2 separate regions of the Homo sapiens genome follow, and region 1 is linked to region 2. Evidence: chromatin loops called from intact Hi-C (ENCODE). Cell type or tissue: endothelial cell of umbilical vein. All regions are shown on one strand. Each heading gives the region's core, and the rest is flanking DNA. Links, peaks and the distances in the headings are about the cores only. Region 1 overlaps LOC102723445 (a long non-coding RNA gene). Region 2 overlaps EPB41L2 (erythrocyte membrane protein band 4.1 like 2).

Region 1 (8,244 bases), core at 1,486-6,485, 100 kb after region 2:
GGTGTTCAAGTGATTCTCCTGCCTCAACCCCCTGAGTACCTGGGACTACAAGTGCATGTCATCATGCTGAGCTAATTTTTGTATTTTTAGTAGAGACGGGGTTTCACCATGCAGGCTGGTCTCGAACTTCTGATGTCAGGTTATCTGCCTGCCTCAGCCTCCCAAAATGTTGGGACTACAAGCATGAGCCACTGTACCCAAAATCCTTTATCTGTTTTTTAATCGGATTTTGTATTATTATTGAATTATAGGAGGTTTTTATATACATCCTGGATATACGTTTCTATCAGATATAAAAGGGGACTTCAAAAAGTTCGTGGAGCCGGGCACAGTGGCTCACGCCTGTAATCCCAGCACTTTCGGAGGCCGAGGCGGGCAGATCACAAGGTCAGGAGATCGAGACCATCTTGGCTAACATGGTGAAACTCCGTCTCTACTAAAAATACAAAAATTTGCCGGGCATGGTGGTGAGTGCCTGTAGTCCCAGCTACTCGGGAGGCTGAGGCAGAATGGTGTGAACCCGGGAGGTGGAGCTTGCAGTGAGCTGAGATCGCGCCACTGCACTCCAGCTTGGGTGACAAAGCAAGACTCCGTCTCAAAAAAAATAAAAATAAAAAGTTCGTGGAAAAATGGAATTAAAAGATAAAAATGATAAATATAAACATTATTTCTCAACATCAGCTCCATCAAAGTCAAGACACTTTTGGAAGCCAAAACACCAGCCACTTATTTAGTCCATCTCTAAATAATTGAGATTCCTGAGAATTTAACTATGTCAATGTAGTTTTTCTTACATTATTAACTGAAGAAAAATGGATGCCTTTTAAAGGCTTTTTTGTTTTGCTTTGTTTAGTTATAGAGACAGGGTCTCACGCTGTTACCCAGGCTGGAGTGCAGTGGTACAATCTTAGCTCTCTGTAATCTCAACCTCCTGGGCTCCAGTAATCCTCTTACCTCAGCCTCCAGAGTAGCTGGGACTATAGGTGTGTGCTACAACACCTAGCTAATTTTATTATTTTTTTTTTTTGAGACGGAGTCTCACTCTGTTGCTCAGGCTAGAGTGCAGTGGTGTGATCTGGGCTCACTGCAACCTCTGCCTCCCAGGTTCAAGGAATTCTCCTGCCTCAGCCTCCTGAGTAGCTGGGATTACAGGTCGCTGACACCACCCCCAGCTAAATTTTTTTTTGTATTTTTAGTAGAGACGGGGTTTCACCATGTTGGCCAGGCTGGTCTTGAACTCCTGACCTCAAGTGATCCGCCCATCTTGGCCTCCTAAAGTGCTGGGATTATAGGTGTAAGCCACTGAACTCAGACAAGTTTTATCTGTAAAATTTAGACTGGGTAAAAACAGCATAAAGACGTACAACTAATAAAAGCCAGTAGGAGATTGTCCGGGTGTGGTGGCTTACGCCTGTAATCCCAGCACTTTGGGAGGCTGAGACGGGTGGATCACTTGAGGTCAGGGGTTCGAGACCAGCCTGGACAATATGGTGAAACCCCATCTCTCCTAAAAACACAAAAAACAAAAAAAATAGCCAGGTGTGGTGGCAGGCACATGTAATCCCAGCTACTCAGGGGGCTGAGGCAGGAGAATCGCTTGAACCCAGGAGGCAGAGATTGCAGTGAGCCAAGATTGCGCACTGCACTCCAGCCTGGGTGACAGAGGGAGGCTCCGTCTCAAAAAAAAAAAAAAAAAAAAATTGTTTTTGTAGCAATGAGTTCTCACCATGTTGCCCAAGTTGGTCTCAAGCTCCTGGCCTCAAACAATGCTTCCACTCGGGCTTCCAAAGCACTTTGATTATAGGCATGAGCCACTGAGCCCTCAACTTTAATTTTTCAATCAGGAGCATGTAAGCTGAACCAATTGAGATGCCTATGGTATTGATATTGTTTCTGCTGTTATTTGTCAATCCTCTTCAGATAGGGCAAGAGCAAGATTAATTTTTTTCCTTGAAAATTGATGTGATGGTCTCCCACTGTAGGCTTTTTCTTTAAAATTGTCTCATCCCTTCTTAAACCAAGTTATCCATTTGTAAACTGCTGATTTCTTTGGGAAATTGTTCTCGTTAACTTTTTGTAAATCATTAATGATTTCACCATTCTCTCACCAAAATTTCACCATAAATTTGATGTTTATTCTTGCTTCAATTTTAGCAGAAGTCATATTGCTCTGATAGAAGCTCTTTTCAAACTGATGTCTTAGCCTTCTTAGTGTCCCAATGTAGATCCTCTTCAGATATTTTATAACAAGTTAGTATGAGTTTATTTTGGTGCAAAAACAACTTGAAATCCATGCATAATGTTTTCATAATATGCATTTTCCATGAACTTTTTGAAGGCCCTTGTATGATTTGCAAATATTTTCTCCCATTATATCGGCTGTACTTTCACTTTCTTGATAGTGTCCTTTGAAGCATGAAACTTTTAAATTTTGATTTATGTATTTATTTTAGTTTTAGTTATATTTTTTTGAGATGGAGTTTTGCTTTTGTTGCCTAGGCTGGAGTGCAATGGCGCAATCTCGGCTCACTGCAATCTCCACCTCCTGGGTTCAGGCGATTCTCCTGCTTCAGCCTCCTGAGTAGCTGGGATTACAGGCATGCGCCACCATACCGAGCTAATTTTTGTATTTTTAGTAGAGGTGGGGTTTCTCCATGTTGGTCAGGCTGGTCTCGAACTCCCGACCTGAAGTAATCTGCCCACCTCAGCCTCCCAAAGTGCTGGGATTATAGGCATGAGCCATTGCGCCCGGCCTATTTAATTTTTCTTTTGTGGTTTGCACTTTTGATGTCATGTCGTATTTAAAAAATCATTGCCTAATCCAAAGCAGAGAGATTAACTCCTATGTTTTCTTCTAAGAGTTTTATAGTTACCATTGTTTTAAATATAATTTATTTGATTATGTCTCCCTAATTTAATTTTTAATAATAGCTGGACTTAATAACCAGCACTCAAGATTCCTGAAAGTTTAAAAGTTGACTCTTGCAATCTGGTATAAGCCAGCTCTAGCACACCACTGAAGGTGTATTGTGCTGGGTGGGCCTGGAAGAAAGACAAACTAAACCTCTGACACTGGGACTGATAGGGACGAGGAAGAAGCTGCTAGTCACTCACCCATGAAGGTAGAGTTGCCCAGTGGAATCTAATCCTGATCTGAAAACTGATCTTCCTAAAAGAAACTAAAAAACTAATCTAAGGCTAATCCCATGTGGAATCTTAGGTGTGTTTCCAGAAACTGTAGTTAAGACACACCAGTTTGAATGGGATTCCTGAGGACTAACTCAGAAGACATGCTGAGGTATTGAGGTAGTGGTGGTGGCAGCATTAGATTAATACACTGTAGAACTCCCCAAGAATTTAGGTCACAGGGAACTAGATTCTAGCCTCAGAGAAAGAGCACTGGTAGGAAATTAATGTGGTACCATGCCCAAGTCATTAGATTGAGCTTAGAGCAAGGTCTTGTACTCTGTCACTGGAGAGATCACCAGTTTTTGCAGAGTATGAAAGCAAAGACACACGATACTAACTACTCTGGAATAGACCCACGTACTGTTGTGGAACACTGTAACTTCAAGGAGACACCAAGAATACCAGAAGGCAGATTCAGCAGGAATGGATTGAAGGATATCTAGTTCTGATGGAATAGCATTTGAGATACTCTGAATGGCCCCACTCCCAATACCTTCTCTCCTACTGGCCGCCTGAAAAAACCTCCAAGTACTGAATATACTATATAAATAATATGTTAAATGCTTTTATATAGCAGGCAAAACTGTAAGGAATCTATGGAAACAACAACAAAGAAAAAAAGAAAAGAAAAGACTCCTGAAAGGTAAATGATTTCTGAGGCACGTTTTCACCCTAAGGGTCAACCTAAGGGACCTTGAATTTACATTTTGAGAAATGGTATGCAGAGGATAACAGATCGGCCTATGGTGAGGAATCTAATAGGTGATCCCTGCATAGAGCTAAGTTTCTAATGGCAACACTCTCAGTATACAAGTGAGCAAGAAATATGTCTATCTAAAGAAGAAGACATTGAAAACTTGCCTCTCTCAACTTTTGCCCTGGGAGAAGAGGAAAAAAAATTCTCTGAGAATTCATAAACTCAACCAAGTGCTTATGTGGGTCTAAAGCCAGATTCAAGCTAGTGATGCATAGCGCTGCAAAATTTAGCAAATAAAAATAGAGCATCCGTAGTTAAACTTGAATTCAGATAAACAATGAATACTTTTTAGTATAAGTATGTCCCAAATATTGCACAAAAAATAATTTCTTGTTTATTTGAAATGTAAACATAACTGGATGCCCTGTATTCTATTTGGCAACCCTACCAATGTAGTATGAAACGCCAAGTAAGGAATTTAAGTTGTTCCAGGTTAATAGTGCCCCCTGGTGACACAAATAAAACGATATTCTTTTTGGAGGAATGCAACTTCAAACCAGGCTTCAAAGAATTTCCTCAGATAAAGATCGAATACAAGCTCACAATGAAAAAAAAAAAACACAAAACATATAAGAAATAAAGGTAATGTAAGTATGAACCAGAAAGAAAGCCAGAAAGGTTATTATAATAAAATATGCAAAGATTTCAGATATTAGAATGATCAAATATAGACTAGAAAATAATGTGGTTAGTATGTTTAAAGAAGTAAAAACCTGCAAACAGGAACAATAGACTAGAAAAAATTCAAGTAGATTTGAAAAAGAACCAAATGGATGGCCTAGGAATGAAAAATATAATACCTGAAGTTCAAAATTCAAAAGCTGGAGAAATAGCATATTAGACAAAGCTGAAGAAAGGATTAGTGAACTGGAGGAAACATTTAATGGGCTTGTTTAAAATTACGCTCAGAGAAACAAAGAGTTGGAAAATACAGTAGTCCCCCTTTATCTGAGGGGAATATGTTCTAAGACCCCCCAGTGGAAGCCTGAAACTGCAAATAGTACTAAATCTTACATATATAAGACTGTTTTTTCCTATACATATGTACCTATGATAAAGTTTAATTTATAAATTGGGCACAGTAAGAGATTAACACCAATAACTAAAAATAAAACAGAACAATTGTAACAATATACTATAATAAAAATTATGTGAATGTGGTCTTTCCCTCTCTTTCAAAATATCTTTTTTTTCTTGGTTTTTGAGACAGAATCTCACTCTGTTGCCCAGGCTGGAGTGCAGTGGCACAATCTGGGCTCACTGCAACTTCTGCCTCTAGGGTTCAAGTGATTCTCATGCCTCAGCCTCCCAAGTAGCTGGGATTATAGGCATATGCCACCACACCCAGCTAATTTTTGTGTTTTTGGTAGAGAAAAGATTTCACTATGTTGGCCAGGCTGGTCTTGAACTCCTTACCTCAAGTGATGCGCCTGCCTCAACCTCCCAAAGTGCTGGGATTACAGGTGTGAGCCATCACACCTCGCCTCTTTCAAAATATTAAGATATATTGTACTGTTCTGTGAGTAACTGAACATGGAAAGTGAAACCACAGAGAAGGGGGAACTATTGTATAGAGAGTCTAAAGGGAATTGAGGACAAAGTCAGACTTCGTAACATAATTAGAGTTCTGGAAGAAGGAAAGAAAAAGATTATGGGGAAATAGACAATAATAAAATAGCAAATGGGTGCTTTTTCTAAACTTTTGAGAGATACCAGTTTTCAGAATCAGGAAGCCCAATGTTTTCAAGCAGAATAAGTAAAATAAATTCATGCTTAGATTGCTAAAACTATAAAGCTCCAAAGATAAAGAGATGATTTTTAACAATTGTCAGAGAGAAGAGAGATTATAACAGCATATAATTCAGGGCAGTAGTCGAAGTTAAAATTTTTGAAGGTCCTTGTGTTATTTGGGGAGAAGGTAAAGACATTAACTTTAGATTTTTTTAAGTATGCCTGTTAATTATTTAGGATAACTCCTTTAAAACAATCAACATAGAGAATATCACTTCCAAATTAGAAGAGGAGAAAAAATGGAATGAAGGGGTTGCAGGGGGGACGCAATCAATCCAAAATAAGTCAAATACATTGGAGAGGGGTCAACAAACAAGAGCCCAGTAATTGTGGAGAGTACACCAGAGGCCAGGGTTGAGGGATATAAAGTGCTAAGCCCTCCAGACAGTGGAATGAAGCCAATGATGCGTTTCTTCCTTTTGTCCGATTACATCAAGGTCTTGGGGGCAAACACTTTGAGATTCAACCCTGGGATCTATGAAAGTCACATTTCCACAGAGAAAATGAGGCAAATATTGATTAAGAAAAAAGAGAAGGCTGGGAATGGTGGCTTACACCTGTAATCCCAGCACTTTGGGAGGCCGAGACGGGTGGATCACCTGAGATCAGGAGTTCGAGACCAGCCTGGCCAACATGGCAAAACTCTGTCTCTACTAAAACTATAAAAAATTAGCTAGGTGTGGTGCACACACTTGTAGTCCCAGCTACTCTGGAGGCCGAGACACGAGAATCCCTTGAACCCAGGAGGCAAAGGTTGCAGTGAGCCAAAATTGTGCCACTGCACTCCAGCCTGGGCAACAGAGCCAGACTGTGTCTCAAAAAAAAAAAAAAGAAAAAAGAAAAAAAAAAAGAAGTGTAGTTTCTTCAAGGCTTTGGTCAGGAAATTGCTAGAAAATCAATTAATTTTTTTAATTATCTGGAAATTTCCTGGATTTGCTACTTCACATTTTTAGCACAGATGAAATGAGGCCTCGGTGTGTGAACATGGATCAGTCAATTCATCATTTATTTTGGAAAAAAAATCAAATCTGTCCTATGTGCTAAGCAAAGTGTTAGACTCCCTTAAAGTGTTAACTATCTCGTAAGAGAATTATTTATAATGAAAGCTAAAATATTTTAATCACCCCAAAAGAGGTAAAAATAAAGCAGAGGAAGTTTTCAGAGTAGAAAGTATCCTTATTTGGTTGGAAAGATCAGATGAAGGGGATATATGAGATGGTCATAAAAGGAAAGACTGAAACTTTTCCTTCAGGTGATACAGAAGGCATTTTAGGTGAAGTGAGTATCATACACTACAATATAGTTGTTGGACATCGTTTTCAAAGATAGTTAGGGAACAAAAAATTATTAATTTGATCCATTTGAAAGATGTTAGAGAATAATTATCAATGAGAAAAAAAAAGTGTGTAGAAATGAATTGTGGCAGGCCTCAGATCCACAGCTGAAGAGCTCATACTTAATTTTACAGGAAACTGTAATAGTATGGGAGGCCTGCCTCTAAAGCTTTTCACAGATAGAAATCCGGCTTTCAAAGTGATACCCTTAACCACTTCGCCATGCTGCCCCTTGAACAAATGATGCCTATTTACAAGACACAGTGAGTTTTTGGGAATTTATTAGGCATTTGATAAATATTTGACCAATAGAAAAATGTCAGCACTGCTGATGATTTAGAAAACATCAAGTAAATAATAAACCCAGTGTAGTAAGGGCTTTGGGGAAGCAGATGCTTTTTATGCTACTTATTATTCTTAAAAAATACAATAAAATAAAATAAAGTAAAAAAATAAAAGTTTCAGGGCCCTGATGAGGTCTACTTGGTAAGTGGAGCGCCTGAGGAAGCCTGTAGCTTCAATCATGTATGGTAACCGGGTGGCTGAGCACCAATCTGGGTTGTGAGGAAATAGGGGAGAGGTATGCTGGGCCACATCCCAGCCTAACACGTGTGAGATTCCTTTTAGGAACTAACCTCATTAGCTACAAGGGTCATGCAGAGGCAGCAAAGCCTGGTGCGATGAGCTCAGCCTTCACTCATTCATGAACACCATCACTCTTTTATTCAAATCTGTATATGGCTTTTTTGCTTTTTTTTTTTTTGAGACAGAGTCTCACTCTGTCGCCAGGCTGGAGAGCAGTGGCGTGATCTCGGTTCACTACAACCTCCACCTCCTGGGTTCAACAATTCTCCTGCCTCAGCCTCCTGAGTAGCTGGGATTACAGGCATGTGCCACCATGCCAGGCAAATTTTTGTATTTTTAGTAGAGACGGGTTTTCACCATGTTGGCCAGGATGGTCTCGATCTCTGGACCTCATGATCCACCCACCTTGGCCTCCCAAAGTGCTGGGATTATAGGCATGAGCCACCGTGCCCAGCCAGCTTTTTTGTTTTAAAAGTTAAATCCATTCTAATTACCCAAGCAATGCATGAATTCATTATCCTTTTGAGAAACTAGGTTGTTATAAAGATACTGTCATTCAGCTACCAACCACTCCCCATTCCTGTCCCT
Region 2 (8,244 bases), core at 1,086-6,085:
TGATAGAAATAAAGAATTAATTAATTTTTTTTTTTTTTTTGAAACGCAGTTTCACACTGTCACCCAGGCTGGAGTACAGTGGTGCAATCTCGGCTCACTGCAACCTCTGCCTCCTGGGTTCAGGTAATTCTCGTGTCTCAGCCTCCCAAGTAGCTGGGATTATGGGTACACACCACCATGCCCAGCTAATTTTTGTATTTTTAGTAGAGACGGGGTTTCACCATGTTGGCCAGGCTGGTCTCGAACTCCTGACCTCAAGTGATCCTCCCACCTCAGCCTCCCAATGTGCTGGAATTACAGGCGTGAGCCACTGCACCTGGCCAGAATTAAATCATCAATTTTTTAAAAACATCAGATTTGAGTGTGTAAATCCATATACCAGCAAATAGGCAGATCATTCTTCAGCTTGGAGCAACCTCAGGTGAAAAACATTAACACCTCCTGGACCTGCAGATATAGCCAAGACCACACACTAGCCTGCCAGCCTCCTAGCCTCACTCATCCAGACCTCCAGCATCAAAAAGGAACGTGCACAGCACCAAGATGATCAAGCTAAGGCAACAATTCCTACCTTCACTTACTCAAGAGCCTCCTCAGCACCCTGACTTTTCATCAGCCTACAGACCATTTTCCCTGATCCAGTGTTAAGACTGCTAAGATGTTTGCTTCTTTTTCTCCTCTACCATTCATTCACTCAAAATTTAGCGACTGGCTATTATGTAATCAGCACTGTGCCAGGACCTCATAGCCTAGTAAGGGACACAGGGAGTAAGTGCATAATCACAATCCATTCTGAGAACTATCTACAGAAAGCCATATGCAAAGTAGCATAAGAATAGAGGATGAAGTAGGATAAAACTGGAGCCATTCATAAAGGATGGAGGGAAGAAAGGAGGTACAGATTCCCAAGTACCTGCAAAGGCATCAAGCATAAAAGACCACTACAAGTTGCTCTTTTCAACTTTTCAAATTTAGTCAAAATTACAAACGGTAGGCCCAAGAACTTCTGAGGTAATAAATCAGTCCATTTTTCCACTAACAAGGTGGATATTTTGTAGATATTAACTGAGAAGTTTCTTCAAGATCTTCTGAAAATTCCATGTAACCATTGTATTTCGGCTTTCTATTTACAAATCAACACTTGACTCTATAGACATGTACTTCAAACTTATGTCTTAATCACAACTGCATTCTCTGGTACTCAGTATAATTCTGAGAGGCAGACTAGGACCTTCATTCAAGCCAAAACTGTCTTAAGTGAAATATATCTTTGATGGGTATTCCTTTCATTCTTTGGCTTCTCTCCCACCCCAAGCCAAGGTAGTTCAGGTACCACTCTTAATAGGCAGTCGACTACCGTGGCTAATAGAATGGCAGGTAACAGTTTAAAGGGTGACCTCCCCTAAGTAGGGGTGAAGACAGGAAGCAAGTGAAAGAGAATCCAGTGTACAGTAAATGGGTGCTAAGTTAGGACTGGGTGAGAAAACAGATGGATATCCTCTTCCTCCACCTCTAGAAGAGAACAACTTTCCAGGCCAAGCACAGTGGCTCAAGCCTATAATCCAGCACTTTGGGAGACCAAGGCAGGTGGCTCACTTGAGGTCAGGAGTTCAAGACCAGCCTGGCCAACATGGCAATACCCCATCTCTACTAAAAATACAAAAATTAGCTGGGCGTGGTGGCACGCACCTGTAGTCCCAGCTACTCGGGAGGCTGAGGCATGAGAATCACTTTAACCCAGGAGGCAGAGTCTGCAGTGAGCCGAGACTGAGTCACTGCACTCCAGGCTGGGCAACTGAGGGAGACTCTAGATGGGGGCGGGGGGAGCTTCCCTAGTTACTACTGAGTTGTTTTGTTATGAAAAAAAATCTCATGAAGTCAGAGCTTCTAACGGATTAGATTTAGCCTGGGCCCTGTGTTAGCTAAGTCAGGGTTTCTCAACCTCCGCACTACCAACATTTTATTGTGAGGAGCTGTCCCTGTGAACTGTAGGATGTTTAGCAGCATGGCGGGCTACCACATACTAGATACCACTAGCACACCTTCAAGTTGTGGAAATAAAAAATGTCCCCTACGGAACATCACCTGGGCTGGGAACCACCATACTAGATGATGAACATCAGGCTACTTATTAACTATACAATGAAGAAGAAACTGATGTTGATGAATAGGACAAAATATTGAGATGAGAAAAAGATTATGCCATATTGGTCTACTGCCTGCATTTTAATGAAAAGCCAATAGATATCCCCAATAGAAGAGGGAAAAAAAATGAAAATTAAGTCCAACAAAGTAAAGCAAAGCAAAGTCTGCAGCATTTAAATAAAAACATGATTGAGTGTATGTGATGCTAATTGCTAACTGAGACCACAAAATTACATTAAATGATTAGGTACACAGGTGCTCAGGCATGGCGGAAGTGCAACAAAGAAAGAGTTTAGTAAAAACATTAAAACCAAGTCAAACCAACTCTATCTTCATTCCACATATCCAAGCCCATTCTACAAGAATCTTCTTTAACTGATTTGATTCTACAAAATGAACATTTGTAATAGTAACTATTTTGTATTAATAATAATTAGCAACACATAGACAGGACTCCAAATCCCGGTTCCAACTATCTTCTAACTACATGACACCCTCTCTAAGCTATTTCCCCTATCCAGAGAAGTAAAAGGTGTAACCAATGTAAGAACATGAGCACAGTGCCTGGCACACTGTAAGTACTAATAAATGGCAATTACCAGTAGTTACACATATTATTTTGTAAACATGTTTTTACTACAAAATGGAAGACATTGCCCAAGAGGAACTAAGAAGAAAACACACTTCTAATCAGTTAACTAAAGAAAAAAAAAAATATATATATATAAGACCCAATCCTGTAAAATACATGCCTAAGATGCCAAAATTTACTTCACTCTAAAGGCAGGAGAAAAACATGGATTACCAACCAAGCACATGGCTATAATAAAAGCAAAATATAAATGCTACTTTTTTTTTAAGTATCACATTATTTCCCACTTGCACTCACTCCAAATATATTTCCCCAGACTTTTATCCAAATCAGCTAAAATACCATTTTCAAGGGGTTGAGATTAAAAATTCACTTTATAAAAGAAATTTTCTATGAAGCCTAATAATCAAGTAGAAAAAAGAGTATTTTCTCACACATATCCAGAGCCAGTTTAGAGTTGCTGTTTTTGCCTCACAGAAGTTGTTTTCCAGCCACAAGCTACTACAGATTGTTCAGACCTTTTGGCAGCAACACAGGAAACTGCCCTTTTCACCCGTTCTCCCACAAAAATGTAGTCAATTTCTAGGCAAGCCCATATCTCAAGGCTACTTTGCTTTATAGAGCCAAATGCACACAATTTTTCATTTAGCATTAAGAAAGGGCCCCATATATTTTGCATTTTTGTAAAGAAAATTGAAAGCAAGTCACCAAAGACATACGGGCAAAGTTATTTATTAAATCAGCTCATAAAGTGTGCCACACCAACATTTGAAATTTATAGGACATTCGGAATCACAGCTGTTTCTGTTTTATATCCAAATCGTCCAGGATGCAATGGGCAACACGTGAAGCTATTTCCTGATGCTTAATTGTGCCTTGGTGTCCCACTATTCTCAACTTGCCATGTTTCAAATAAATAGTTAAAATAGGTGTGATTAAAAAAAAAAAAAAAACTCAGGCAGCCCACTCACTCACCATATCTTTCATTTGAATCTGAGGTTTTTCTACAATACTATGGATCACATAAAGACATCTGAGCAAGTCACAGGATGAAGCCGAAGTTCTTCTCACATTTCTTATTCAAGTATACAAAATCAACCCACATTTTTCTCCTTCAGTTATTTAAGGGGAGGTGAGGGTAGGAGGTGGTAAATTATGCAACAGCTATAACGTATTTAATTTCTAAAAATGAAGCCAATGCTGCCTTTTAAATGCAAAATTAAAGATGACCCTTTAAAAACCAGGAATCCCTTTGTATCCCATTTGGCTTAAAATTTCACAGACTGGTCATTTATTTAGAACACAAGGAAGTCCAAATGGTAAAAAGGCATCTGTAATCACTCACAAAATGAAGCTGGATACTACCCTGTCCTGGGAGAGTTGAATGCCAAAATTCAATCTGTGACCCAAGCTCCACAATTCATAGATTGTGTAAAAAGAAAAATCAGCACAATATTTTCCAAGGGACGTTTTCTGTCTCCAAAAATGACTTGCAACTGCAAACAAGTTCCAACAATGACGCAAAGGCAACCTCTCCAAAAGGGTACAATTTCAGAAACTGTCCAAAAACCCCATACACAAAAACAATAAGCAAAGGAACCTCGATTCAATTACACAAGACCCATTACACTTTGATTCAAGAGAAGATAAAAGAGTATTTTTCAGTCAGAGTCCAACATAAACACTAATGTAAAATATGCTCAAATTCAGAACTTCTTTTCTGAATTTAAATTATTCCAGCATAATAAATCCTATAGATTACACAGGGAAGAAATCCGGAAAGCAAACCAAGGAATTCAAAATAGAAATTCAAAGGAAAATGTTTGGGTGTCTGGTAGGTAAAGAGACCTGCTTGCCTATATCTAGGTACAAAAGGCACATCTTGTTATTTTAGGTAATTTTTCCAACTTAAATAAACTGCACAGTGGAGCAGGAACCAACTGTAAACATGCTTTCATTCCCTGCTTGCCTTAAGAAAATGTTGGTAAACCAGGCTATCTTTCATCTCCATAAACAAAACAGAATATCAAAGAGATTTCACATTATTGTTTATCAGCTTATCAGCATCATCAAAGTACATCTGTAATCGATACTACTTATGAGAAAGCATCTGTGGAAAGAGCAAGAAGAAAGAGTCTGTGTTGGAAACTCACTTGGGAGGGTCTGAAGGAGTTTTGTGTGCTGTTCACCACTATCATAAAATAGCCTGTAAGACAATCACCAAAAAGTAAAAACAGAGATTTCTTGAGTTAATGGTCCACATCTTCACAAGAATAACTTTCGAATAAGTAAACAACAACAGAACAACTAGGCCAACGTTATCCAGAGGTCTGGCATAAGAAGATAAAGCACTCGAGTTCACAGTTTAAACATGGGTTTCCTGGCCCACAGTAGAAAACTTCAGCCTGGGGAAGATTTACTTCAAATCAAACTAAATGAGCAATTAAGGAATCTCTTTACTACTGTTACATTTTTAAATTCACCCTATTAGAACACTCATCTTAAAACAAAACTGGACTCTTCTAAAAAACAAAAGAGATGAAAAATACAGAATTGGTCACTGATTTCTGTTCATTCTCATCCTACTTCCACCTACATTCAACTAATATTTATTGTACAGTTACTATATTAAAAAGCACACAGCTAGTACTGAAGAGGGATAGAGTGAGCTAGACAGAGAGATGTACTTACTGCCAAATAGGCTATGTCTGCATCTGTAATTTGCACACAGTAAGTTCAGGTGTTTTATTTGCTTCCGGGTGTTGTTTTTAAGAATGTCTCTGTGGTTCACTTTTATATGGCAAAAGCACTGAAGGTCCTTCATGTGTCTAAATGAAAAAGTCTGGACATTTGGCTTCAATAAAGCCATCACTTTCTTGAAGATAGGTTCCAGCTATGAATCGTCTAGGTTTGTGTGCTGGACAGGGTGAAAAGGGCAATGTTCTGTGTAGCTGCCAATGGGCTGAACAATTCCCAGTAGCTTGTGGCTAAAGAAATCTTCTATGAGAAGAGAACTGTAACTTCCAAGCTGGCTTGGGATAATTGTTTGAAACAACGTGATTTTTTTCCATTCAGTTATTTTCTGTTATACCTTTTCCAGCAAAATTATTCTGTGGAATTTTAAAATAATCATGTTTTTAAATGATCTTTCCAGTAAAAAGAATGTTTCAAAAATAATGCTTAACAGCTTAACTGAAAACCAATTTCAGCACACACTAGAAACAGCATTGAATTATTTCTAGTATTCTCCATCCACAATTAACACAGTATTCATTTTGTTCAGGTATTCGCTTCTGGAAAGCTCTTCCTGAAATCATCCTGCAAATATTTATTAAGCATTTAATAAGGAAACACACACACACACACACACACACACACACACACACACACACACTCCACCAGGCTGGTCACTGTAGAGAATACCAAAATGAATGGGAAAAACTCACAGCCCTTAACAAACCAACATAATAACAGAGAGAAACAAGGGGGTCAGAAAATCTGTGTTTTTCATAAATTCCCAGGATGATTCCTGTACATACTAAGGTGATGGCATGTGCCTGTAATCCCAGCTACTCGGGAGGCTGAGGCACGAGAATCACTGGAGCCCGGGAGGCAGAGGTTGCAGTGAGCTGAGATCATGCCACTGAACTCCAGCCTGGGTGACATAGGGAGACTCTCTGTCTCTAAAAGAAAAAAAAAAAGCACTACTATATTCGCACACAAAAAAAAAACCTGGCAATAAATTAGTAAGCCATTATTTACTTTAAGAGACTCACCACTGGGTCTCTTAAATTAGAAAGCCACTATAGTTACATTTAAAATAACACTTGTTCTAAACACTTATTTGCACATGACTTTTTCAGCAATAAATCTGCTGCATAAATGAAGTATACCTAGACATTAAATTGTGTGTTGGAAAAACACTATGAAACTATTATAAAAAGAACTAAACTAGGCATCGGAAATGGTAAGTTCAAGTCCAACTACCATCACTTAATTTGAGTTACAATAAAAATCCTACCTGTCATATTATCTCATAAAGTTATTAGAATACTTAAATAAAAATATACATAAACATGTTTTGCAAAGTGTTTTACATTTTAACATTATACCACTGGACTAGGAGCAGCTCAGTGGTTTCAGTATCCCAGCAAGTAAAACCTTGTTGGGAATAAAACAAACTAACATTGGCTGGATTTTAAAAATCAATTTTTAGGCTTCCAGAAAATTCACTGATGAGTAGAAATCATTTATCAGAGTTTGCACATCTCTCAATGGATGATAACAGTACTTCACATAGTTTCATTATTGTTTTCATATTTTATATAAATTCTCACCATATTCACAGTTTTTTTGTATTTTAGTACATTATGTTAATATATGTAGCTCTATGTAGTTCATATGCAGCTCACTCATTTTAACTCCTATACAGTACTTCATTATAAAATATACTTTATTTTTCCTAATTGAAGGATAGGTTGGTTCCAAAGTTTTGCTATTATCAATGTGTCAATAAGCATGCCTTCTGAGTTTCCCTTCACCTACAGGTACAGGAATCTCAAGAGTTCATACCTAGTGCAATTGCTAGCTAGTATGGTATGGTCAGTTTTACACTGCCAAACTGTTCTCCAAGATGGTTATGCCAACTTAGGCTCTCACCAACAATGAATCTTCCCCAACACTGGTATTTTTATACTCATATTATGATGGTTATTAAAACATCTCCATTTTAACTTACATTTGCCTAACTACTAGTGAGACTCAGGGTTATTGGCCATTTGAGTTTCCATTTCTCTGCATTGTGTACAATTATGCTCTATTTTGCTACTAGGTTATCTGCCTTTTTCTTATTAATTTGTAACAGTTTTTCATATAATCTAGATTTTTAATCCTTGTAGCATATAGGCTATTTTCAACAGGATTGCCACTTGGCCAAGGCTACCTAAAGGCCTAGCTAGAACAGACCCAAGTACATTCTGACTACAAGTACAGGAGTAAGCAAGCCATGGCTGTTGTACACAGTCAAGGATGTCATCAAGAAACTAGCCTCCTTTTGCCCTCCTGCTCTGCCGTCTTTAACACTAGCCTCATTTTCACCTCTGCAAGACAGCTGCCGCAGCTCTAAACATTATGTCCACTTCAAGGGTGGGGGAAGAAAGACCGGACCCCATATTCAAGGAGTAAAACTTTCTCAGAAATCCTAAGCTCACATCTCATTGGCCACCACTGAGACCTCTAAAGGACATCAGATGAGACAGCTATTTCTAAATGGGCACAAAATCAGGGTTGTGTTGGTAAAGAAAGGGGAACAGGCGAGGTAGGCAGCTAGCAATGTTTTTCAAACATGCCTTACAAATGTATGACACCAATGTGAACCTTTTCTTTTCACTGTGGTAATTTTTTCGTATGGAAGTTTATTTTAATAGAATCAAATTTCTGAATCCTTTTCTTTATGATGTTCTGTGTGTCCCCTCCCCGCCAACTCATCAACAATGCTTATATTTACT

The links. Hi-C counts contacts between places; a loop is a spot of excess contacts. Peaks named below come from ENCODE experiments on the same cell type or tissue, not always from the same donor. Only the 100,000 strongest peaks of a DNase experiment are listed, where the experiment ranks them.
Region 1: a loop joins it to region 2, with 2.0 times the contacts of the local background. A loop is called at or near these places in 2 of 110 quality-filtered maps.

The regions. Positions count from the first base shown.
Region 1 is chr6:131,112,573-131,120,816 of GRCh38, forward strand. All of the region lies in intron 2 of LOC102723445 (a long non-coding RNA gene), which reads right to left. Among named protein-coding and RNA genes, the nearest start is that of AKAP7, 19 kb to the right of the region's middle. In endothelial cell of umbilical vein, for the core only: CTCF peaks have their summits at 4,398 (motif pointing left) and 4,603; a DNase peak (open chromatin) is centred at 4,359.
Region 2 is chr6:131,010,391-131,018,634 of GRCh38, forward strand. All of the region lies in intron 1 of EPB41L2 (erythrocyte membrane protein band 4.1 like 2), which reads right to left. Among named protein-coding and RNA genes, the nearest start is that of EPB41L2, 49 kb to the right of the region's middle. RefSeq lists an enhancer at 5,624-5,793. In endothelial cell of umbilical vein, for the core only: no CTCF peak of the experiment used is centred there; DNase peaks (open chromatin) are centred at 3,281, 5,011 and 5,651; H3K27ac peaks cover 2,431 bases.